Regions from separate parts of the Mus musculus genome. Here regions 2 and 3 are each linked to region 1. The links are chromatin loops, found by intact Hi-C in ENCODE. Cell type or tissue: left cerebral cortex. All regions are shown on one strand.

Region 1 (8,000 bases):
AAAAGGGCAGGAGTCATGGAAGGTAGGAACATGGCCTCTGCCCAAGACAGGCTAACTGATGGTCCACATACAGGAAGCCAATGCAATGCCAAGGCTGAGCAGGTGAGCACACAGAGCCAGTCAAGCCCACCTCCAGCCTGCTCCCGTTGGCTTCCAGATCTGTCGGCCTGCCTGTATTGATTTTTCACTGTGCTGTTTATTAAATGCCTAAACCCCTTCCAATGAGACCTAGCTTGGCATTCTGTATTCCTGGGGGCTCACTAAGTCCAGATATGGGGCCTGAAGGGGCAGCTGAGGCAACTGTGTGCAGATGTCTTGAAGCCTTAGGAACCAGGGTAGGAAGTTGGCTAACGTGGGCAAGATGCCAGGCCCAAAAGAGGTTTGATAAACTTTATGACCACAGTCGGCGCTCATCTTCAGGCATCAGTGAAAGGAGGACCAGGACTTAGTCTATGATCATAGATCCTGGGGCAGTGACTAACCTAGATTCAGGGCTTGATTAATGCTCCTAAATATGTGCCCACCTTTATAAATCAGTCGGAAATCGAGGGCATGCAGCGATCTGGGATCAGTATGTACTCAATGACCTCTCAGTCAGTGATGAGAAGTTAGGGCTCAGTGTGAGAGTAGGGATCAGCACACACTCAGAACCAAGGCACTGCTAGTGGATTGGAGCTGAATCTACAGACAGAGATAACCAGGGATAAGTATGTGACCAGGCCCAGACTCAGACGGTAAAAAGGCCAGAGCTCTCTCTACGGATCTGGAGATGTGGATCAGTTATAGAATACCTGCCAAGCATGCATGAAGCCCTGGGTTCCATAACTAGCAATACACACACACAGACACACACACACACACACACGCATGCATGCACACACAGCTCTCTGAAGTGCCTCATGCTCTCCCTGGAACATGTCCCCTCCTTCCCTTTCTGCCCTGTTAGTCTTGTTGGCCTCCTTCACAGGTCTGGCACGTGACTCAGGCTCTGGAGTCTATCCTAGATCCTGGCTGTGAGACCTTGGGCAGCCATCCCCTCTTTAGCTGCCGAACTACCCACTCTGGATGGGGGCCTTGCCCTGCCACCTCTCCTAGCTGTGTGAGGACAGAGTGGGGTAGAGAACAACCCAGAAGGCCAGCGAAACTGCTGAGGAACCTTCCAGAATATATGTCTAGGCCTCACCATTTGTAGGAGCCTTTACGGCCTCAGGGGACCTCCTCTCCAGGAGGCTTAGGGGTTTGCCACCTCCACAGCCTGGCTGGTGCCACCTTGCTTCTCCCTGACCTGCATTCAATATTCCTAGGCCCTGAGGGGAGTTGGGAAAACCCGCTGATCACACCTGGTTTGCACTCTGAGAGCTGTAACAGGGAGTGGTCAGAAATAGCTTGAGCTTTTCGGGGCAGGTAGAGCAGGTCCTAAGGCGTGGGCAGGGAACACTCAGGTTATATTCTGAGCCCCTTTGGGAAGGGCACTTCTACTAAGATATATAGCCCTGGTCCTGTGGAGAGGGTCCATTCCCTGGGGACCCCTGGTCTGGGCAGGGTCTGTTGAAAAGGCAATTAGCTTTAAAGCCCTTGCCAGTGGCCAATTGAGAAATAACTCAAAGCATCTGCCCCCCCTCCCATCACCAACCCCCATCTCTTCCCTCCAACAAATGTTCACCCAATGTCTCTTCCTTTGACTTCTTCCCTATAACCTGTCAGAGTCCTGGTCAGTAGGAAGCCACTATGGGTCTCAGGCACCTTTCCCTCCCTGAGCTTTTTCCAGTGTGCAAGGAAATGTAACCTTCCTCAGCTTGGCGAGAGCAGCTGGCCAGTGAACAGATGTGGACTGGAAGGAGTCCTGGTCAGGATTAGCCATGCTTCCCTGAAGCTCACACAGAACTTTCTAGTCTTCTCTCCTAGCAAACCAGTGCTTGAGTGACCCAGCTGAGGCACATTTGAAGCACATATCCTGACTGAATCTTTCCAAGCCTGGTGCCCTACATGAGCCCTGAATCCATAAGGTCAGACAGTTGTCCCAGGACTTGGGGCAGAAAGACCTGGCTTCTCTTGAGTCTTGCACAGAGAAGGCAGAGGGCATTATCCATGCAAGACTGCACAGGATCCTTGGGCCATGCGGGATCAGCTCCTGAGGGCCAGGGTCACAAAAAGCTAGAGCCCTGGGATGGGAGGAGGGCTTTTTGCTCACTTCCCTGTTTAGGGATCACTCACACAGCTGGCCCAGTCTCCCAAGGGGGTGTCCCACGATGCTGGGCATTAACCAAAAGGGCAGTCACAGTTCCCAGACTCTGGAGGTGAGTGGGGCCAGGGAGTCTGGGTTGGGTTAGAAGAGCTAGTGGACTGAGGCCAATGGCTGTAGATATGTCTGCTGCTTAGAGGGACAGGCAAAAGGGTATAGCTCTGCAGTCTGTACTGAGTCACTAGAGGGCAGGCGTATCAGGGAGGCTGCAGAATCTGACCTGGCTGGTGGGTGGACTGAGACAGAAGAATCTGTGAAACACCCCGGGGCCACATAAGGAGACCAGTGAGGCTTCCTAGAAGGAGAGCCTCGGATTTCAGAATCTCTGATGTACAGGAAGGTTTCGTGTACCAACCAGAGCCCTGTGGGTATCTGAAGCATCTCCCTGGCCCCACCCCCACTTGGACCAGAGAACCCATGTGCTCACTTGGGTCTGTCATAGATCACACGGGGTGGTTGGGAGGCATCACTGCTGTTGTTTGCAGATGAAGCAGATAAAGCACAGATAAAGTGAGAAATACTCCTGAACTCACAGGGCCGGAAGACAGAGAAGCTAGGACACAGCCCAGCCGGCTGTAGGACTCAGGAAGGTATCGTACCCTTACCTGGTGGTCTGGATGGGAAAGGGAAAGAGAGTTGGGGATGCTCCTGCTCAGCCACCTGAAATCACAGGGTTGATAGAGATAAGGACAAATGTCAGGCACTCTACCCTGCAGCCTGTGAGGAGGGGGTATGGTAGCCCCAGCCCCAGCCAGAACACCAGTCTAGTACAGCAGGCACCAGCTATGTGACACAGGAGCCTTTTTACATTTAAATGAACTTAATGACAGAAAAAATGAATTTCTATCCTCGGGCCACAAGTGACATTTCCAGTTTCTAGCCACTGTGGCGTGTGGGGCAAGCCAGACAGAGTGGACACCAGGCTCTGCCACCATCACAGTAGGACTGTTTAAGATGCTTCCCTTGATGCTGGGACCCAAAGGCCAAGCCTTCTCTGCCCTTCGTCACCTTGGGATCTAAGGAGGGAAATTTGGGGGAAAGGGGGACATGGGAAAGAGGGCTACAAAGGCCAGACTCCTTTCTCCACACATCTGGCCCAGAGCCCTGGGATGGTGGTTGTGAGGTGATCACCTCTAGGGAACTGCTTGCCCTGAGTAGGGATGGTATCCACAAAGTACCCTTGAGGCCCCAGTCTGTCTGTGCGGTAGATTGGTGGTACCAGAGATGATGAAGGAATTCTGAGGTGCATCACAAAAACAGAGTGGTTGGGCAAATGCTCCTGGAACCCCTTGATTGTCTTGGCTGCCATTAGCCCTGGATGGCCTCAAGGCATAGAACCTGGAAGGTCTATCACCATCTTTCTCTGGACCCAGGCATGAACAGAGTCCCTTGAGCAGCGAGACCAAGGAGGTTGCAAAATATGGCTTGGCTGATGGCTGGGCTGAGGCAGAGGTATCTGTGAAACACCGGGGGCCACATAAGGAGGCCAATGAGGCTTCCTAGGAGAGTCTCAGAATTCAGAGCCTCGTTGACGAGGGAGCTAAGGCAAACCTGCTCTTAGCATCAGTTCCTCCAACATTCCATCTTGGCATTTTCACAGTGCAGTGGTATTAGAGGGGAGCTAGGTGAGAGTTAGGGTATTGGTGGAGGGCGGGGCGGAGCTGGCGGAGGGGAGGGCCTTGCATCTGCTGAGTTTTAGAATGGAAGCACTCTGCCCTAACTGCAAAGCTTACTGGAGGTGTTATTATTGCTCCAGTGCATAATGAGATCATTATAGAATCATGGCTCAGGCCGACTAGCGTCAGAGTTTAGGTTGGAGTAGAGTTTCTGGTTGGTGAGTTCAATGTCATGGCTGAGTTTAACTGTGGCCATATTCTGTTTTCTGACGCTAAGAAGGCACCAAGCTAAGAGTCTCATTCTCTCTGGTTTTATGAGACTCGTGGTTGGGATCCAGCCACTTGGGGCTTGCTCAGTAGATCACTCAAGGCTTCTCAGCAAGGACCGTATACTTGAAAGGAAACAGATTTGGGTATAGAATGGTGCCTGGTGGATCTAGGCTAGTGTGGGTATTGGGAGAAAAGCTACTGGCTGTAAACTACAGCTATTGGTGGCAAACACCCTGGCTTAAAGTTGTAGGATCCTGAAACAATTTGGCTGGAGGAATTGTTTCAAGTTACTTGTGTCTGGTGGAGGGGGCTCACAGGGGGACCAGGACAACTGAGGCTGTGGTTGACTTGGCATGTGGCTGCTTCAGGGTGGCATTCCCTGCCTCTGACATTGCTCTCGTCTGCAAAGATAGAAGGGGATCCCATTGAGGTCTTACCTTGCACCGTCTGGACTCTGAATCAGAAACTTGGGTGAGGGAAAATTGCAGAGAGCAGCAGTCAGAGGGGCAAGAATGAGTTCCCACACAGGGAGAGGAACGGTTAGCCCCTTATCCTCAGAAGGATATCCCCTTTTTGCCCTGATATCCCAGGCCAAGCAGGTCTCAGCCTTGCCCCAAGAGCCTCCAGGTCAGATCCCCAGATCCCTGCCAGGGATTTCTGCTGTCTTCTCTTATCAGCAAGAAACAAGTGTGGAAAGTGCTTGGATCCTGACTCAGCCTCGCTGCTGCTCAGCTGTCTCTTGGCCTGATATCAGAGGCCCCCTGGTGACCACAGGCTGTTACTGCAGCTAAAAAAGGCCAAAGCAGGGCTAACTAAACTCCAGGGGCTGGAAGATTCAGAGGCCCAGCAGGAGCAGATGAGGGTCGTGAGAGGTCTCCTGGGAGGTATGCCGCCTCCTTTCTGGGATTTCAAATACCTTGGGAAGAATGGCATTTCTCAAGAAGCCTAAGTGAACAGGGTACTGACGAATAGGATGGTCTGGGCTTTAGTGTGGTCCTGCTCTCGGTCCCTCAGGACACCCTTGCAAGGTGAGGCCTTGCAGGAGTAACTGGTATGCAGAGTACCACGTTCAGTGCCTGGGTATCTAATTGGCTTGAGGTGCTTCCCAACACACACACACACACACACACACACACACACACACACACAGAGAGAGAGAGAGAGAGAGAGAGAGGTGTAGGTTGACTGTGATGTTGATGGAACTGATAAGATGTTTTAGTGGGAGTTACAGGACAGCAGTGTGGGTCCTGACACCTGGCAGGGAGAGTGCTGACAGTGGCTGTGAGTTTGTATTGTTGTTGACAGTGGCCTCCGAAGAGAGATGCAAACATCCGGACCCCATGTGTCCTTGGGTAGCAATGGTACTGCCACTGGTCTGCTAAAGTGTGCAAAGTAGTGGGCCCTGTACAAAAGGTTTTGAGTTCAGGGCAAATCACAAATTGTGAAACAGGAGCAAGGGGTCTGATGCAGAAGCATCTTGGTGGAAAAGAACACAAGGCAACTTTTCTGAGGCCAGGGTTTCCAGGACTCTTGTTGTCAGCCTAGACCTAGAGTGTCAAATCTTTTGACATTGAAACATGGCATTGTGGCCTACATATGTGTTGGGTCACATCCATTGTTGTCCTGGGATGTATGGGTGAACATACCTTATAGAGAGAGGCACCCCTTTGGGTCCCTAACAGAGGAGGAACCAGGGATCTTATGATGGAAGACAAAGCAACTGAGGTCTCTCTCCACCCATGGATGGAAACTGGCAGGCAGGGACACTTTAAAACCCACCCCCCTTTGACTCTGTCCCTGGCGGGCTCCCCTCCTCTCAGCATCACAGGACAGAAAGTCTAGACCGGTCAGGCCCAAATGAAGTGGTTCAGTGCCCCACCCCTGCTCTCCCTGGAAGGGCCCCAGTCCCTGCCTCTGACTCCATCTCTTTACCCATCACTCATCCAACCCACCCACCCACTCATCCACCTATGCATGCATCATCCTTCCATCTGCGTGGCCCACCCATCTATGTAGCCCTCCCCATGGTGCCACCCACCAAATCCACTTTCTTCCAGTCCTGCTCACCCTCACCCGCCTCCGCAATTCCACCGACCCTGACCCTGATGGCTACCTGTCCATCCATCAACCCTCCCGACAGCCTCTACCTACATTCACCTGCCTCCACCACCCACACACCTATTGGTCTGTGCACAGCCCTTAACTCCTCTTCTCCAACCATCCGTTTGTTGGTCCACCACTTGTCACCCAGATGCAGCCACTCCCCTGCTCCTGGAGGAGAGCACAGTCCCAACTCTTGGCTTTCCTGCTGCGTGGGGCAGGAGTCGGCTGTCTTAGGTGCGCTCGCCTGAGCGTCGCACTCCTTCTCCGTGATCCCGCTCCCCTCCTCCCAACCCGCCCCCCGCTCGCGCTCCCCCTCTAATGTGTGATCTGGAAGCTCTATAAAGCCTGATGTAATCCGTAATGCAGTCTCTGGCTCCCGATTCGGGATCCAGTTTCAGAGAGCGAGAGATTGGGGAGCGCCGGCAGCCGGGCGGGGGAGCAGCTTGCCTCTCTCCTCCTCCTTCTCCGCGTCCTCGGCCTCCTCCTCCTTCTGCCCGCGCCGCCCCGCCCCCGGCTCCGCTCCGCTCCCCCCCCCCCGCCCCCAGGAAGGGAAAAAAGGCGAGAAGAGCCGGGCAGGCGAGAGGACCGGAGCGGCGGCGCGGCCGGAGAGGGAGCGGCGGGCGCAGGCGGTGGTGGCGGCGGCGGCGGCGGGCGCGGCGTTGGCGGCGGCCCCGGCAGAGCGAGCTGAGCGGGCGAGCCGGCGGCACAGGCGTCCGCGCCGCGTCCTGGCCAGCCTCCGGGCCCGCGCGCCCAGCACAGCCCGCAGCCAGGGCATCCGGACCCTTCTGGCGCCCGGGGGGCTCCGCCAGGCAGGGGGTGGGGAGGAGCCTGAGAGCGCCCGCGGGTGCGCTCTTGGGAACGTCTCGGCGGGGCCCAAAGCGAGTCGGGGGCGGCAGCGACAGTAGCCCCAGCTCGGATCGGGCGCGCGGCTCGGCCGCTGGCGACGCGGTGCGCTCCGGGGGCTTTGCAAGTCGCTGGATCAAGTCCTTGCTCGCCCGTGGGGCCTCTGCTGCTGGGGAAGGTAAGAACGGCTCCGAAGGGGGTGGGGGCGCGGCGAAAGGGGGCGTCTCGCTCTGGGAGGGGGTCGGAGGAGGGATGGCCTCCCGGACTTCCTAACTTCGCCGTTTGGAGCTTCGCAGCTCTCAGGATTAGGCTTGGAGCTCGGGAGTTTGAAAGCCCCCCCCCAAGCCCCATTTCCCCAGCCCCCTTCCTCTTCTAGCGGCGGCAATGGAATCTGGCAGGTCCCTGCGATCCCGCATTGGGCGGGCTGAGGAGGGGGCGCCCTGGACGTGGGAGAGGCTTCTTGGTGCTCCTCACCTCCCCCTCATCCTTACCAGGCAGAGCCGGGCCAACCTGGCAGGCTCAGTCAGAGAAGCACCCCCTGCTCTATTACCCCCACAGACCCAGGGCGCGCTGGGGAAGGCGTTCCCGTGGTGTTCCGACACAGAGATGCTAGCAGGGGTCTGAGGGAGCCCCACCTGGCTCCCTATGCTGGCCCAAGGAGGCTCGCGAGAGACAACCCGGTGTGTCCCCCATTCCCTGATCTTACCCAGAGCCCGTTACATATATTATAGGGCCCGGCTGCATCTCATCCCCACCCCCAGCACAGAGCTGGAGGCGGGCAGAAAAGCCCCCAGACTTCCCGTCACAGCTCTCACCTACAGACCCGACAATGGCAGAGGAGACCCCCGGAGGCTTATCTCCAAATTCGGAAAAAAGGGCTGTCCTCGCGCCCCCACCATCACAACTGACACGCGCATACGCCCTAG
Region 2 (8,000 bases), 190 kb before region 1:
TGTGTCTCCCAGAACAAGGCCACCGTCCTGCCCGCACCTCAGATCTCCTCTACCCAGCCTGGCTTTTTACCCCAGTGGTCTGGACAACTGGGCAGCTTTAAGGGGTGACCAGTACACATCCGCACATGCCACTCAGTGGTACTCATCATCTGATGATAGGGTCTCTTCTTCATCTCCAGAACGAGCTGGTGAGAGAACTAATCACATGCTCACAGCACAGTGGGGAAACTGAGGTTCAGAGGTCAATGATAACTTTCCAAGTCTTGATGTGCATAAATCCACACTAAGAACTTACCAGAACTGGCCATGTGTTTCCCTACAGCTACTCTGTGGCTATAAATTAGGCAACCTGACTTGTTGGGTGTGTGTGTCTGGGACAGGATTGGGCTCCACCATCTTATATTGAAGTCCCGACTCCAGGACCACAGAGTGAAATAGTGTTTGCCGTTAGAGTATTTAAGCGGAGCTATGACCAATGACCTTATGAGAAAGAAGACCAGGACATAAACACACACAAATAGACAGACACCCAGGTGAGGATGCAGGGGGATCACTCTGTTTACACAGCCGAGAGCAAGGCTTCTGAGGGGCTGACCTGCCCATGCCACAATCTCACACACTAGCCTGGACTATGAAGCTTATGTTCTGTAAGTCACGGGCCATGTGTCATGACTCCCACAGTTGACCTGTTTCATAGCACCCTAGCTGCCATTCAAGAAGACAGCCACAGGGAAACCAGGGGTTGGGCCAGGCATGTGGTGAGAGGCACAGAGCCCACACACAAACACTGGTCCACCCCTTCACTGGCTCTTAACTAGAAAATGAATTACGTTAAAGAAAACACATGGTTTATAGCTGGCACCTCGTCAGTGTAGCTTTAAGGTAGCCTGGTCCCCAGTAACTCTTTGAAGGCTGGAGCAAGGGTCTAGAGGGACCTGACTGTGACAATGGCAGGTTAAGATGACAGCCAGCAGGTCTGTAATGGACACTGTGTGTACCCATACACTCCTGCATGCACACACACACACACACACACACACACACACACACACACACACACACACCTTGGAGACTAAGCACCCATTCACAAGCACTGACTACTCCCCTTTTAGCAAGAGACCTCTTCTATCCTGCATAGACCTGGTTTCAGGTTCTACCATCTCAGAACTCTGAATGACCAAGCCCTAGCCACAGAGAATTGCTCTTGTAACATCCACTGACTGACACAAACGTCAGCTGGCTGTCCATCGCCCGCCCACTCGGAACAGGCAAGGGAGGACAGGAGGATGAAGGGCTGTGGTCTCCCTACCACCTTGAACCTCTGTGCCACTGACAGCCCCAGCAGCTGTAATTAACATGACGCTGCTGACATCTAAATAATACAACCGTTGTCATAAATAATATGTGCCTGATGAAGATCAAGTTATTTATAAAGGATTAATAGTGGCACGTGAGTGTGGGTGCCTGTTGAGCAGCAGGGACACTGTGGCTTCTGATCTGAATTTCTATGGGGCCTGATGAGCCTCCTTAGGAAGACAGACCTTGAAGTTTCCTCTGCTATTTGCAAGCTAATTCCGGGTAATAAGGAAATTACTGTGGAAAGTCAGACTGGAGCTGGAGACAGAAGTTCTGCAAAGAGGCATCTGCGTCCCATCCTAGTGAAAACCATGGAAAACTGGTCACTGGTTGTTATGTTGGGAACCACAGCCCAGTGAGACAAATTATTAGTCCCATAGGCCACGCCCTATCACAGGAACACACAAATAACATGTATCTTAGTGATGGGGAGTCAACAAGTGCTCACTGAAGAAGCCTCCCGTCCTGAGAGTAGAAACTGTGTTCTGGGGACCCAACCACATGCCAGCTGTCCTCTCTCTTACCCTGCCACCAAGCTCAGTCTGGACCTAGATCTGGGACGTCTGTTTGCAAAAGCCCTTCCTCCACCACTGACAAAGTGGGGCTGTGGCTTGGGTAGGCTACAGAGAAGATACTCATCTGGGCCTATAGTCCTGTCTGAAGTTGAGTAGTCATGTCTGGTGACAGTTTTAAGTCCCACGAGAAACACAGAGCCCCTAAGCATGTGTCTCCTCCGATCTGACTCTTATCATACCCAACCCCCAAGGACTACCTGTGGTTTTCACCCTGGCAACCTGACCTAACCCTGAGCTCTCCCAAGGTCCCCTCCCCAATCCCTCTGGGTGTCTAGCTTAGGTCTCCAGCCAGTGGGGACTATGTTTTCCACAGTGGGGCCTGTGCCTGGAAGTTCCTCACCAGCTGCTTCTTCCTAACTGTAACGTGGTGTCTACTTCCATATTGCCTTGATCTCCTGAGCCAGCACAACAGAAGTGGAAGATGCTCACAACAGAAATGAGCTCTGTCTGGAGGCAGGAGCCAGAGGTCAAGTTGTTAGAGGATCAGATGCCTGACCCAGGTCCCTTGGTGTTTATCCACTGTCCTATCTTCTGTATGCTGCCCAAAAAGGAGATTTGTGGCTCAGAGACAATCCTTGACGTTCCCTCTATCCCCAGATGACATGGCTCCCAACAGTGGTACCTGCCAACTGTGGAACCATTTCTGAGGCAAGGAAGGGAGCATACAAGGATCTGTCTCTCTAACTTGTACCTTCAGGAGGATGCCAGCTTGGTCTCCATCCCCCAGCCCCAGGGAGGTCTTGCCCCATTTCTGGAAAGGTAAGGATGCAGCAAGATGTGAATGGCTATCAACTGCAGGCAGCACTCCACAATCAGTCTATTGCCCAGGACAATCCCTGCAATGTTTCTGCTGTGAGCCATCATCTGTAAAGTGGTCAGCATAGCCTCTTCCCTGGGAGAAGGTGAAAAATGGAGGCCAGTGAAGACCCACATGGTACTTAGCCAACAGGCAAGGGTCAGGAGCAGAGCTTACCCCTCAGAACACTTATAAATCTCCACCTGCCCCGAAAATATCCATATCCCCACCGGGATGTACTGGGAGCATTTATGGAGTGCCAGCTGTATGCCAGAGTCCTCCCACACCTTTGGACTAGTCCTCCATGCAGCAGGGCAGCCCAGGGTTCTGTTCCAGGCACAGGCCTCATTACCCCGCCCCACCCCTTGCTGCTGTGTTCCATGTCTCTCTGGTTCGGATGCCTGCTCAGCTTAGAGCTGCTATTTCAGCTCACAACGTTTATAAAATTGCATCCGGAGCCTGGCACAGCAATGCAGAGCCAGCCTACTCCGAGTCCTCAGACAGCAGCTCCTGAATGCTAATTGAAAAGTGATTAATTACCTCCACAGGCTCCACTCTTGCGACTGCCACCCCTTGCTCTCCCGTTTCTCCCCAGTGGAGCTGAAGGCAGCCAGAGAGGTGTGTGCTGTGTGCTGTGTGTTCGAGCTAGGCTGTTTTCAGTCTCGTTGCTTTACAAGAGGATGAGCCCTGGGGCAGAAGCCCAGAAACCACTCAGGTCAAATCTTCCCTAATCTAGGCAAGTCCCTCCCAAACTCAGGACCAACACTCCATCCTGGGGAACTTCAGACTTTGATTCCTGAGTACTAATCTGAATCTCCATGACTGCCAATGCAGACTTGGAGGGTGGTCCCTGTGCAGACTTCTCATATCCATCTTGTCTGCCTGGCTCCTCCCAATGTTCTTCCTCCCTCCAACTCCTATGATTCCACTCTAGGGTCCCCTCCTGCCAGGACCCCATTCCATTGGTTCTAGGATACCTCTGCCACTGATAATGGGTTAACCTCTCTTTACTGTCTGGTGCTTCTGTACCCACAAACCTCACTTGCCACCCCTGAAAGAGCTATCAGAAGCCAGAACAGGTGCTTCACGGCCTGCGTGAGCCCTCAGGATCAAACTCAGAGTCTTCTCTGTCCCTGGTTTTGAACTCCTTATATCGCCAGGCAAGTGTTCCTGGGAAGACACCTAGACCACTGATCCTGAGCAAACCAGAGCTTTTGGTGTGGAGTGGGGATGACACACAGTGGGTGAAGCTTGCTGATCAAGACAGAGCTGGGGGACCCAGCAGCCAACTCAGCCTTAGCAGGGATCAGCACATTGATGGGAGAGCATTACCTGAAGAGGCCCCAAGAAGGATTTGGAAGGATCAGAGACAGAAAAGGGATGGGACAGGATCCGGAGGTTCTGGGTCAGGCCCCAATTCTTTGATTGGGTGTGCATTGACCAGACCAACGCGACACGCCTCAGGCTACTGTGGGAACCAGGAAGCAAGAGGTGGGTGTTGTCATGTCCCCACACTGGCGTGCCTCCCTGCCTTGCTGTGCTGTCATTTGAGGAAGGCCCTGCACGGGCCCCCTAGTCACCAGAATCTGAAATCTTGCCAGAAACACAACCTTTGAGGCAGTTTCCCCTCATTTAAATTCTTTCTTGACATTTGTATGACAGAGAACAGGAACAAAACAGCCAGGAGGGAGCAAAGGCAGAAACATGCAGGCTCCTGGGGTGGGGGTGGGGTGGGGGTTGGAGGGGAGACTGTTGAGGAAAAGAGCAGAACCTGAGCAGACTCACTGCTGTGGGAGGGAGGGCATACAGATATGGGATGTGCTGTATCGTGGTAGCAACCGTCCCACAACTTTCATATCTAGCCTTCTCAATGGCCCCATTTTATGAAGTGGGAAGCTGAGTCTTTGAGGGGTGAGGTGACTAACTGGGCACACAGCTGGCAGCTTTTCAGCCTTTGGGGCACATGTGCCTAATAGACCTGCCCAGAAAACACAAAAGGAGGAAATCCAATTGGCTATTCTTCAGATTTCCTTATGGAACTGGACCCTCAACACACCCAAGACCCACCTAAGCCAATAAGGCCCAAGGACCCAAGCTAAAAACCTCCCAAGCAAAGCTTTGTTCCTTTATACATGGAGACTCAGAATGTCAGGTTCCAGCTATGTGACCATGGGACCACACTGACTCCCCAGCCTCAGTTTCTCCCCTTGTGGAGGAGGTCAGTCTTGGGGTTGTAGATTTTTTGTGAGAAGCTAAACTAGGCAGAGTGAGGAAGTCCTGCCTAGGACTCCCAGGCCCCCAGACAAGAAGGTGTCACCTCCAGTTTGGGCATACCCAAGGTTACAGAGCGGCACCCCACGGGTTGTTGGAACCGCCCTTCCACAAATGTGAGTATATGGTGATGCTTTGGGCTGAAGCAGAGCCCAGGTGGCCCAGACTTACGTTGCTCACAGAAGCCCAGTTCTGTAGACACAGCTTCACATCCACAGCCAAACTCCAACTGAAAAGATGTGGAAGGGATATCAGCTCTGCCCTAAACCTCTTAAGGGTGGATCTGCAGTTTGACCCCTGTTCTTTCCCATCTGGGATCAAGGGAAGGAGAGAAACGAGGAGGGAGGGAAAGCCTTTCTGGGTGTCTACACTCTACTCATTCAGGTTCAGGATTGGCTATTGACAGACAAACCCTCCTCCCAGCTATGGCGGGGATCCATTGGGCTTTCAAGTATTACATGCAGACCCCTAAGGGTCACTGAGGTAGGTGGTCACTTGGCTGCTCAGGGAAAGGCAGGCACTGCTAACGTCAAGTTATGAGAAATGGATTGTGCACCCACAAAAGAAAATCCAGCCCTCCCATTCCCAAGAGCCCCATAATTGCAACAGGGCTTGGTACTCTATAGTAGGAACTGTGGAGCCCCAGTTTCTCAAGGCAGAGAGGACCTGGATGGACCACGTGGTAGCGTCAAGGGCCCAGGTAGCTTCAGCACTGGTGGTTGCTAAGCCAAAAAACAGCTGACTTCGACCTAGGATGCTTACAGCATCTGTTTCCTCCCCCTACCCCCCCACCCCCCGCAGAGATTCTCATGTCTCGCCCAGATCCACCTGCATTTTGAGTTAAGTCTAGAAGGTTCTATATCCTCTCTGAAGCCAGCAGGCACTTGAAGCCCATGTCTGGTGACAGGTTTCGGGATAAATGATCTGTAAGTGAGAGGTGGGAAAAGGAGTCCTTGATGATATCTCTGACTCTGGTCACTTTGGGTATGACATCATTAACAAGTAATGAAACAACCACAGGGCCCTTGCACAGAAAACTGCCAGGGCCTACTTTCCCAAACACTTAGGCAGCAGTGATCTAAAGGACCTCAGCCTCCTGAGAGACCCTAGGCTGTGATCATCTCCATGGAACATGCTACAGGGGCCAGAACTATTCTCATGGGGCCCAGCTCCACAGGAGCTGGGAGGGTAGAAACTGGGAATTTCTTCTAGCTATGCTGGGGATCAAAGTGACACTGCAGCCAGAAAACCTGAGAGATGGGACATAAGTGGGGAGTGGGGACTGACCTAGAGTGCAAATAGTGTGAAGATGTGTGGGACCTTTAAGGGGTAGTTTCACAGAAAACACACCAGGCCAGGTGGCTTGGGAGCAAGAGCCAGGGCACAAAGCAAGCAGGAAGGGACAGCTTAGTGGGACTAGGGGAGTCAGGCCTCATGACACAGGTGACCTAGAACATCCAGGTGGTTACCACATACTAGGGTTGGGTTGTGGGACTGGGGACCAGAGGGACTCTGGGGACTCCAGAAGCAGGATGGGAGCTAATCCTTTGTACAGTTAAGGCTGTGGGCAGAGAGGGGGCAGTAAGGTGGACAGCAGGAATCACAAGGACCGAGCAGCCTCCAGTCCTCCCCAGACCCTGACTGGAATGCTTATTCCTAGGCTCCATGGGTAGTTGGAGCGCTTGCTTGTTTTTCTCGCTTTCCTTCGATACAATTATAGATTAATTAATTCTCACCAAGCAATATCTGACCTACATCAGCGCCTCTGTAAGACGGCAGCACCAGAAGAAAGACTCAAAGACTCATTCGGCTATATAAAGACAAGCGATCTATTTTAAAAGAAGGGCTTGTGCTGGAGTCCGCTGTTCCCAACAGCCTTGTTACATAAGGCTCGTTTAAAGGCAACACACACCCGCCTGCCCACGCGATTCATGGCTCAGTAGTTCTGAACACGAGGTTAATCGGTGGATTGAGTCTGGCCAAGCTGGAGGGGCTTGGCCAGGAGGCCGGCCTCCTAGGGATGCAGACATGGGTTCTAGCGCTCTTCCTATTGCTGCTTCTGCAACTCCCTCTGCTGTCCCCTGACCCATCCAACCTGGTCTGCACCCAGGTTGTTTTAATTGTGGGATCCTCTGGGTCAGCGGGAGCCCCATCTCATTCATCAACGTGTCCCTGACACCCAGAGAGAGCCTGGGATGGCACAGGCAGTGGTGCTAATGGACTGAGCTGTGATGTAGCAAGAAGTTGCATGCAGTGGGGGGATGGCTCACACCTGCTGAGCACAGCAGCACAAGGCTTGGAGACAAGTCTCCCTTATTCTTAAGACTGTACTACCAGGCAGGTGCTGCTGGAGTGGTGGGCATCTCTGAGATGGTGCATATAACCCTAGGCTGTTCCCTTTCCTTGATATTGACCGGGAGTAGACAGAATCACTGTGAGGTCTCCAAGCCTGTGTTTCCAGCCTGGTATGACCTGCTTGTCTTTTTCATTCTTTCCTGCATCCCAGAAAACCAGCTGGGTGTCCAAAGCAGCTTTGTGGAGAGGTCAAGGAGACAAAGACTGAGCCTGCCAAGACCCATAAGTGGTTTGGGTGGCAAATCCCAGACCTGGCCATGCCTTTGGATGAATCCTCAGCTGTAAAACCCACACAGGTGCCTGGGTTCCAGCAAAAATGTGGTCAGAATTCCCCATTTGCTGAGTTAATCCACTGTACTTGGAGTTCGTTCTTATTCAGCTGCCTGGACTAGCTGCCTCACTTCAGAGGCAGGGAACCTGAGATTCAGCTCAGCCTGACAGCCGATGTAAGCACAGACACCCTGGCTCTGCACAGCACAGATCTGGAGTTGAAAGGAGGGAACAGGGCCAGCCCTTAAAAGGCAGGTTCTAGCCTACCATGCTAAATCAGCTAAGAAGCCCAGCTACCGTGCCTCCACCAGCCACACAGCCCCTTCCTTCCTTACCCTGCTATCAATCCTCACTCTTACTGTCCTGCACTCAGAAAG
Region 3 (8,000 bases), 350 kb before region 1:
CACTGTGCACCAGGCCAGGGCCAGAAAAAGACCACTCCCGCCTTGTAGAGCGAGCAGACAAACCTCTCCAGGCCACTGTGAGACAACAAGGACTCGTATGCCGTGTAGGATATTGCTGAAGTCCTTGCCAGTTGTGTAGCACCACGGCCTGAAAGAAGCTGGTGTCCTATAGGGTGCATGGGGTGGGCATCACCACCGCTACACCCAATATTATCCCTGTGGCTGTCTCTGGAGGAAGCACGGGATCTTTCTGTCCGACAGAAGGCTCTGGATATCTTCTACCAGATCAATCAGGAGACATTCTAAACAGACCCCAGGAATGTAGACTCATCTGGATTCTAAGCCATTACTGTCTTCAGGATACTGATGGGAAACATGGTACAGATTTGCCTCATGCCCCCACCTGGTGGCCCAGTGAGACAGGGGCTTTACCACACTGGGTTGAAAAGATAGGGTAACATATTCACCCTGGGGCTTCTCATTTTCTCAATATTGGCCCTTTACTTGTTGCTGGGGATCAAACTCTGTATCTAACCACAAGTTCTAATCACTGAGCTATACCTCAGCCACAGAATAGATTCCTTGTTGGATATGCCTTGCCCAACAAATAGCTCCATCATCAGTGCTGTCACAGGAGGCTCAGGGACCCTCTCGTACAGTGGCCTTCAACCTTCCTAATGTTGTGACCCTTTAATACAGTTCCTCATGTTGTAGTGACCCCTAACCATAGACTTATTGAAATTTTGCTACTGTCATGTAATGTAAATATCTGGGTTTCCAATGGTCTTAGGAGACTCCTGTGAAAGAGTCATTCAACCCCCAAAGGGACCGAGACCTACAAGTTGAGAACTACTGATCTCATGGCTATAGAAAGCTTATCACCAGAGGTCACTACCTTGCCCACATTCCAGTCTCCACATAAAGCTCGCACATCCTATCTTGGTCATTCAGATGCTTTCTCTAGATATCTGACCGACCAGTGGTTATTTTAAACCCTGCAGTTAAAATCCACACGATGGCATATTGGTCTGCTGAAACCTTATGTTTTCATTCTGAGGTCACTCCAGGGTCATCCTCCCTGGAGTTTCAGAACTTCCTCAGCCAACTTCTGTGTACTTGTGCATGGTTCTAGAAGTTTCCCGAGGCAGGGGCTCTGACCTGAGCTGATGGGGTGGGAGTGGGATGCGGGTGATGGCAGGTAAACTATGGGCTGATGGCTGGTTTCTTCCACTCCCACTTCTCTCCCCCGTGTGTTTACGAGTCCTCAAGGCCCCGAACCTGCCTCTCATCAATGCATCCCACATGTCACATTCTCTCCCCAGAGGCGGCTCAGGAGCATGATGCAAACCACCTCGGGGCTTTTCGTGAGCTGCACAAAGGAGTCGGTGGTGGGAAAGTCACAAAAACTCTGTGTGTGTGTGTGTCATCAGTGAGCCTAATTAGAGCTGCATTGACAGCCTTAGAGACGGTACCAAGGAGGCCAGAGTGGGCAGGGAAGAGTCATGGGCTCCCAGCTCAAAGAAAACAGCTCTGAGAACATGGGCTCTGTGGAGGTCCACTCCCCAGAACTGCTCTGAACTCCAGGCCTGGTTGTCTTCAGCTCCATAGGAAGCTCACCTTACCTCACGGCCTTGGTGTGAGTACCACCCAGGAGGGTGCTATGGGGCTGATACATGGACAGTGTGGCTGACTTCTACCGTGATAGGGAGGACAAGACAGAGGCTGAGAGAGTCTGGTGGATCTACCTGGTTCCTCAGGCATCCCATTTTCCTCTCAGCCCATGGTGAGCCTCTCTGGTTTGCTTAAATAAAGCAGGAAGATAAGATGTGGTAGCCCTAATATCAATCCTCTGTGTCAGAGGCACTGGGCTGGCAGGAGCTGCACACTTGCAGAAGGTACACCTTTCTAAAAAAAAAAAAAAAGGGACAATGACCCACCTCATTATGAAGCTGAGGCTGTGGAGGTTTAGAGCCACCCAGTGACCCCAAGCTCCTCTCTGAGCACCTGTCTTAGCCTAGGCTGCTCCATTCAAGTGGTTCTGGCTCATGTTCTCCACACCACAGAGGTCAGAGGTTCAAAGTCCGTAGTAGGGGCTCACCTGGAGCCCCACAGGGACAGAGGTGAACATGGAGGACACTCAGCACCACAGACCCTGAGCTGTAATTCTCTCCAAACCCTGGAGCGCTGGCCTCTCAGACATTATCAGGATCTGGGGGAGTTGATGAAGTTATCGGAAAGCTTATGTAGCCATGTTACAGAGTTTTCACATGTGACCCTGAGGGGCCTACAAAGAAGAGGCCTGGGCTCTAAAGTCCATCATTCCTTCTCTCCTGACTCTGACACTTTACTTCGACCTTCGACCTTTGACCCCTCTCATCTGCTATCTCCTATCCAGGTTGCTCAACTTAGGTGTGGCTGACCTGTTCACTGTGGGAGGACCATCCTACCGACAAATGTGGTCACTCTGTCCAGCATCAGCCTTGACCTCCTTGCACTAAACACTTTGTTCCCACCTAGATGTGATAGCCAGGTGTCCCTAAACCCCGCTAGTGCCCTGGGGTGATAAAATCATGCCACTGAGAACCTCGGCTTAGCCTCATTTTTTTTTACTGTGGTAACACACATCTCTGCAAAGCTCTCAGAGTGAGCCGGGAGTAACAATAGCAAACACGTGGTCCCAGAGCCTGTCCCGGGCTGTCACACTCATTAGTCCCTGTAAGACTCGCAGCAGCCTACGAGGTGGGAATTACTGTCACCCCCACTTTACATGCACAAAAACCCGAAGCAGGAGTAATTTTGGGATGCGACAGAATTTTAAGTGCTTGACTGTATGGGCCTCTCCCTCAGTTCTGCTTTGTCATTTGTCAGGGCTGAGAAGGCTCCAGAGACAACCTTGCAGGGTCAGGTCTGGCAAGGCTGCAGTTACCGTGAGGCCCTCCGGCCACCATGTGTGCCTCTTCACCTACACACAATTCAACAGGCATTCCCGAGAGCCCTCATTTCTACCCGATCCCCCCTGTTTCTTATGGCAGTCGTAAAGGGGGAAAGGAAAACCCGTGCCAGCTAATTGTAGGTTCTGCAGAAGCTGAGTTCGAGGCGTCAGCATTGAAACCAGCTTATTATCGATCAGCAAAGACAGGCCCGCGCACGGCCAGCCTTTGTTACGCGACGGCTGACATCGCTGTGTTGTTTTTCAGCTGGTAATTCCTTAAAGACTGAGACAATAGTCGTTTAATATCGTTTGCTCAAATGAACAGTTCCCCCAGCAAATAATAATAATAAAAAAATGTCCCCAAGAAGCCAATTAGACTCTGCAGCTTGTACCCAGCGACGGCCTTTTTAATAGACGCCCTTTTTACAAGCACAGCTGTGTCACCCAGATGAAAAATTGGCCCCCCTTTTGCTGCTGATATGTAAATAAATGCAGGCGATTGCATATGTAATAGCTCTCTTCCATCAACCGGCTTTAGAAACCCGGTAGGAATACTTCAGATAAAGGAGCAATTTGTGGAAGAGATTTTTCTAAAGAGACTGAGAGGTGGTGGAGGGAGGGGAAGACGAGGGATGATAAGGGTCAAGAAACGTGACAGAGCCCAAGAGAAAGCACAGCTTTCCAGGAACAAGTGTATCTGCCAGGATTTTATTTGCATGGATGCTGAAGCAAGTACACAAATCACAGCAATTCTCAATCTGGGAGTGTGTGCACCTCTTTAGGGTCTCTGGCCTCTGCGATCTCTTTTCTACAAAGTTCACATGTTCGGTGTTCTGCACGTTTATCTGGGAATTCAGAGACCTCTGAAGTCTGGGTTTGCGTCCTAAATCAAGATCACAAGAGACTTTGGGGGCAAGGGAACCCCATTGGGGCAATTCTTCCCCCAGAGCCATGTAGCAATGTCTGGTGGTATGGTTAGAGAGAGAACAGCATCTCTTGGGTACAGGCCAGGACTATTTCTCCACACACTATCATACAGGGAAGTTCTGTTAATAAGGAGCCACTTAACCTTGGTCTCTGTGCTGGGGCCGAGACATGAGATGGAAGGGACTTACAGTGGTCCCCACACAGTGTCCTTCCAACCACTTTGCTCTTGTACACAGGGAAACCGAAGCCCAAAGCAGGACAGAGATTTTGCTTATGCCCAGGTCTTGCTGTTCATCGAGATAGGTCAGATTTGAACAGTGCAACCAGCCAGCCTATACCCACTGCCAAGCTGGTCTTCTGGCTCAGCAGGTATCCATGAAGGCCCCCGGTGACTTGGGCTAGGGTCCATGAGGCTTTAATAACCTTGGCTGTGACCTGGAAGGAGCCACTGCTCACTGGCTTCAGAATATGCAGTGTCCTTTAGTATGTTTTCTGAGGTGGAAGAAGAACAGGCCAGCACGTGCCTTCCCACCTTGCCATAGCTTTACTAGAAGGTGCTATGGCCACCTGACACAGAAAGGGTAGCCAGAATAGGCAGCTGGGAAGGCTCAACTAGGAAGCAAGCACCCCAGAGAACCACGGAAGCTTGGAGTTAGGAGGAAAGGGGGCAGGAAGAGGAGGAGGTGGAAGACATTAGCCAAGCATAAGAAAGAATGGATTTTAGAAAAGAGAAAATGCTTTGGGGAATATCAGCAGCTGGACAGTTGGGCAGATGCTAGCAGGAGTCGTTCCTCTAGTACCCTCAGAGGTTGCAGAGGGAACCAGGCAGCAAAGTCATAGTGGACAGGGCTATCTCAGGGAGGGACCGTCCAGTGATAGAGTCACTGGCTACTGGGCAGTCAGAAGTCCCTGTATTTGAAGCCCCTACCTGCCTGTCTGTCAGCCTAGCCATCATACATTGGAGGCCTGAGCTTAAAGGCTGCTTCCTGGAGTCCCATTACCCTCTGTGTCCTGTGCCAGGCTCCTATATCCATTGGGCCCCATGGAAATCCTTCCGGGCAGCCTTGCCAGTTAAGTTCTGAGCACCATTACCTTTGGGCCTCTCCCCTGTCTCCTCCAGTCTCCACAAAACCTGAGAGGTGTAATATTGGGACCTCTCATCACCTCAGACATCAGGCAGGGTGCTCTGAAGCCCCAGAGCCCATTCTGTGGACTGCTTCCTCACCTCTGGCCTAAGCTGCCTTGGCGTGGCTCCTCCCCACCATTCTTTGCTGTCCTTTTGGCTTTTCTTTGTGTACTTTCCCTTTGACAAATGCCACATCACTCAGGAGCCTCAAGGACATAGGACCGAGCATAGACAAGAATCAGGCCCCATTCTCTGCATCCGTTCCACCAAGGTCACTGCAGAGATGAAACGTCAGCTATCCCATTAGCTTGTTTGGGTTAACCTCATGCAAACACGGGTCAGTGCATGTGGGCGTGTATATATGCGTGTGCATATGTGTGTGGTGTGTGTGTGTGTGTGTGTGTGTGTGTGTGTGTGTGTGTGATATATGTCTGTGTATTTAGATGTGTAAATGTGTACATATGCAGCCTTCCTTTTCTAACCAGAATGGAATTCCACAACCTCTGTCCCCAGAGACTCTTGGCTCACGTAATAATCTGCAGAGGCCATCATTCGGGTCACTGTACCACGCTGGGCCTCATCCATTTTAATAGCTGCATAATAGCATCTTGCCAGGCCCTGCTCACATCTTCATCACTGCTGGGCAGTGAGATTCCTGGGGAGGGTAGATCTCATTCAGCTCCAGTCACTTCAACAAGATGTGTGTGTGTGTGTGTGTGTGTGTGTGTGTGTGTGTGTGTGTGTGTTTCCCCATACACCACAGGGTCATATGAAAGGACAGTGGTCCTTTTAGGGGCTGTCCCCCACCTATAGGTCTTGACTTCTCTTCATCTTTATAGCAGCATCTTACATCCATCAGGGAGCTGTGAGCTCACAGAACCTTCCGTGAGGCATGGGACTGAATTTTTACTCACTGAGGACTGTACTGGCCTGACCTGGGATTTTTGAATATGGTATTTTCCTTTCATGTGCTGATGACAGCCACTGTGACAAATTGCTATACTGAGAGGTTATACAGAAGATATCCGAACCTCACCAGTCTGGAAGCTGAAGCCCAAGAGGAAGGTTGGCAGGGCAAGTTCCTTCTGAGGCTTCTGCCCTTCGCTGCGCCAACCATCTTAGCCCTGTCTCCTTGAAAGCTCAATCCCTACACTTCTGGGTCCTCATATTCCATGGGATTAAGGATACCCTGTTGACTTCTGAATGATCTTGGCCCAGGGTGTGACTCCACAACCGGCTCCCAGGTACTGTTGGGGGTTTCTGTGTCTGAATTTGGAGACATGGTTTAGCTCTTGTCAGTGACCCCTACATAGATAGATGGCTAGACTCCACTTTGTCATGAAGATCTGTCCAGGAGGACCACAGTGTCTTCATGGCAGGACACACATATCAAAGCAAGAATGGTAAGCTGTCTGTTTCCAATCTAGCTTTCTGAATTTGCCCCAAAGGACTATCACATTGATGGAGAGTGCTGTGCTCTAGAGTGTACAGTGACAGGGTGACAGGGATTTTTTTCCTCAACCTATTCTATTTATTAACCTCCTGGTAAACCAGCAACAGGCCTAGGAGGAGGATGGGACCAAGGTCTTTGATGATAGCCTTGAATATCCTCTCCACCCTCCCCAGAGCCCATATAGGCTTCTTGAAGGTGAGATACCCATTCCTCCATCTCACCTATAGTACGTGCCTCCTGCATTCTCCTGATGGCTGTCACATGCCATGTGGATGTCATGAGCCACGCAGTCATCTCCTGTTCTCTCTTCCTGACAGCTGACAACTGTGTCGTCAGATCCAATTACAGCTGTCACTCACTACCAGGGTGTCACAGGAAAAGCAAATTTTTAAAGGCCCTGCAGCAGCAGGGGCTCACCTGCATGCAGATCTACCAGAGTCCAAGCTACTCCCTTTGGCCCCCATCAATCCTGACCAGTCTCATTTTTCAAAGACACTCTAGGGAGTGTGGCCTTTAAAACCCAGTTTAGTCCTCCAGGTGCTTCTACCAGGTAAGGAGATGAAATGTAAACTCACTCTGCAGCAAGCTGGCAGGCAATCTCCTCCAACTTGTTCATGAGTCATGGGGAAACTGAGGCAATGCTGAGATGCATTGCTCACTCTGTCTCCCTCAGAAACTGGAATCCCAGCAGCTCCTGTGTAGGTGCCTCTAGGGCTGTAGTCACCATTTAGAGAGGTGATCCTGTTTGAGCCCTAGCCATGACCTCACATCTTTCTTTACCACACTGGCCCTGGGAACTGGACATGGTGCCTCCTGTCAGAAGTAGGCAACTTGCTTAGGGCCACACAGTTGGTTACTGACCACAGCTGGAGTCCCGCCTACCTCTCAGAAACCCGATGTTCCTTATCTGAGACTTCTGTGGGGACACAACCTACACTGTCCTCAGTTGTGCAGGAAAATGACAGAGCAGGAGGTGAGAGGAGACTGAACCAAGGCCTTTTGAATCTTGCCAGGTAACTACAAGTCACCAACGTCCCTGCCCCTCTGCATAGCTAGGCCAGCATCCCACTGAGCTCTGATCAAGGCAGTCAACAGCCAGGTTATTATCTCCACTTCACCTTTTCTCTTTGGGGGTCACTGACTGTGAGGTGCTTTGGTCACATACACTGAACAACAGAAGTAGTTTGTGACCAGGCCTTTCCTCTGACTGGGCTTGGTGTTCCCTGAGAAGGGACAGTCAGTGAGTTCTGAGTTTTAAATTCCCACCATACAGAGCCCCTGTGCCAAGGTCACCCTCCACTGAGGTTCACCACTGAAGGACTCTCCACCCTATTCACTTGGGTTCAGTCATCTATGTAGACTGTTCCCCTGTGCTGACACCCAAAAGATGGATATCTCTTCAGCAGGATGGGAACCATGAAGTAACCACTGGTATTTACTGAGCTTCTATGTAGCCTCCCCTAGATCTCAGCTCCTTCAACCCATTGCCCACTCTCCTAGGTAGCCCTTGATCAGTCACCCCCAGATCAATAATGAGACTCAGAGGCACTGAGCACTGTAGG

What was found. Peaks named below come from ENCODE experiments on the same cell type or tissue, not always from the same donor. Only the 100,000 strongest peaks of a DNase experiment are listed, where the experiment ranks them.
Region 2: a loop joins it to region 1, with 3 times the contacts of the local background. A loop is called at or near these places in 4 of 42 quality-filtered maps.
Region 3: it touches region 1 in a loop (3-fold over the local background); 5 of 42 quality-filtered maps call a loop at or near these places.

What each region holds. Positions count from the first base shown.
Region 1 is chr15:74,509,615-74,517,614 of GRCm38, forward strand. It overlaps Adgrb1 (adhesion G protein-coupled receptor B1), which reads left to right and starts at 6,582. Exons shown (of 31, transcript NM_174991.3): 1 at 6,582-7,252. In left cerebral cortex, CTCF peaks have their summits at 2,423 (motif pointing right) and 4,890; DNase peaks (open chromatin) are centred at 4,886, 6,169, 6,622, 7,143 and 2 more places; H3K4me3 peaks cover 1,932 bases; H3K27ac peaks cover 2,018 bases.
Region 2 is chr15:74,322,523-74,330,522 of GRCm38, forward strand. The region is part of intron 3 of Gm19859 (a long non-coding RNA gene); the gene reads right to left. Among named protein-coding and RNA genes, the nearest start is that of Gm32839, 41 kb to the left of the region's middle. In left cerebral cortex, no CTCF peak of the experiment used is centred here; DNase peaks (open chromatin) are centred at 3,180, 4,186, 6,882 and 7,789; H3K27ac peaks cover 3,387 bases.
Region 3 is chr15:74,159,215-74,167,214 of GRCm38, forward strand. No RefSeq gene overlaps it. Among named protein-coding and RNA genes, the nearest start is that of Gm32918, 41 kb to the right of the region's middle. In left cerebral cortex, no CTCF peak of the experiment used is centred here; no DNase peak of the experiment used is centred here.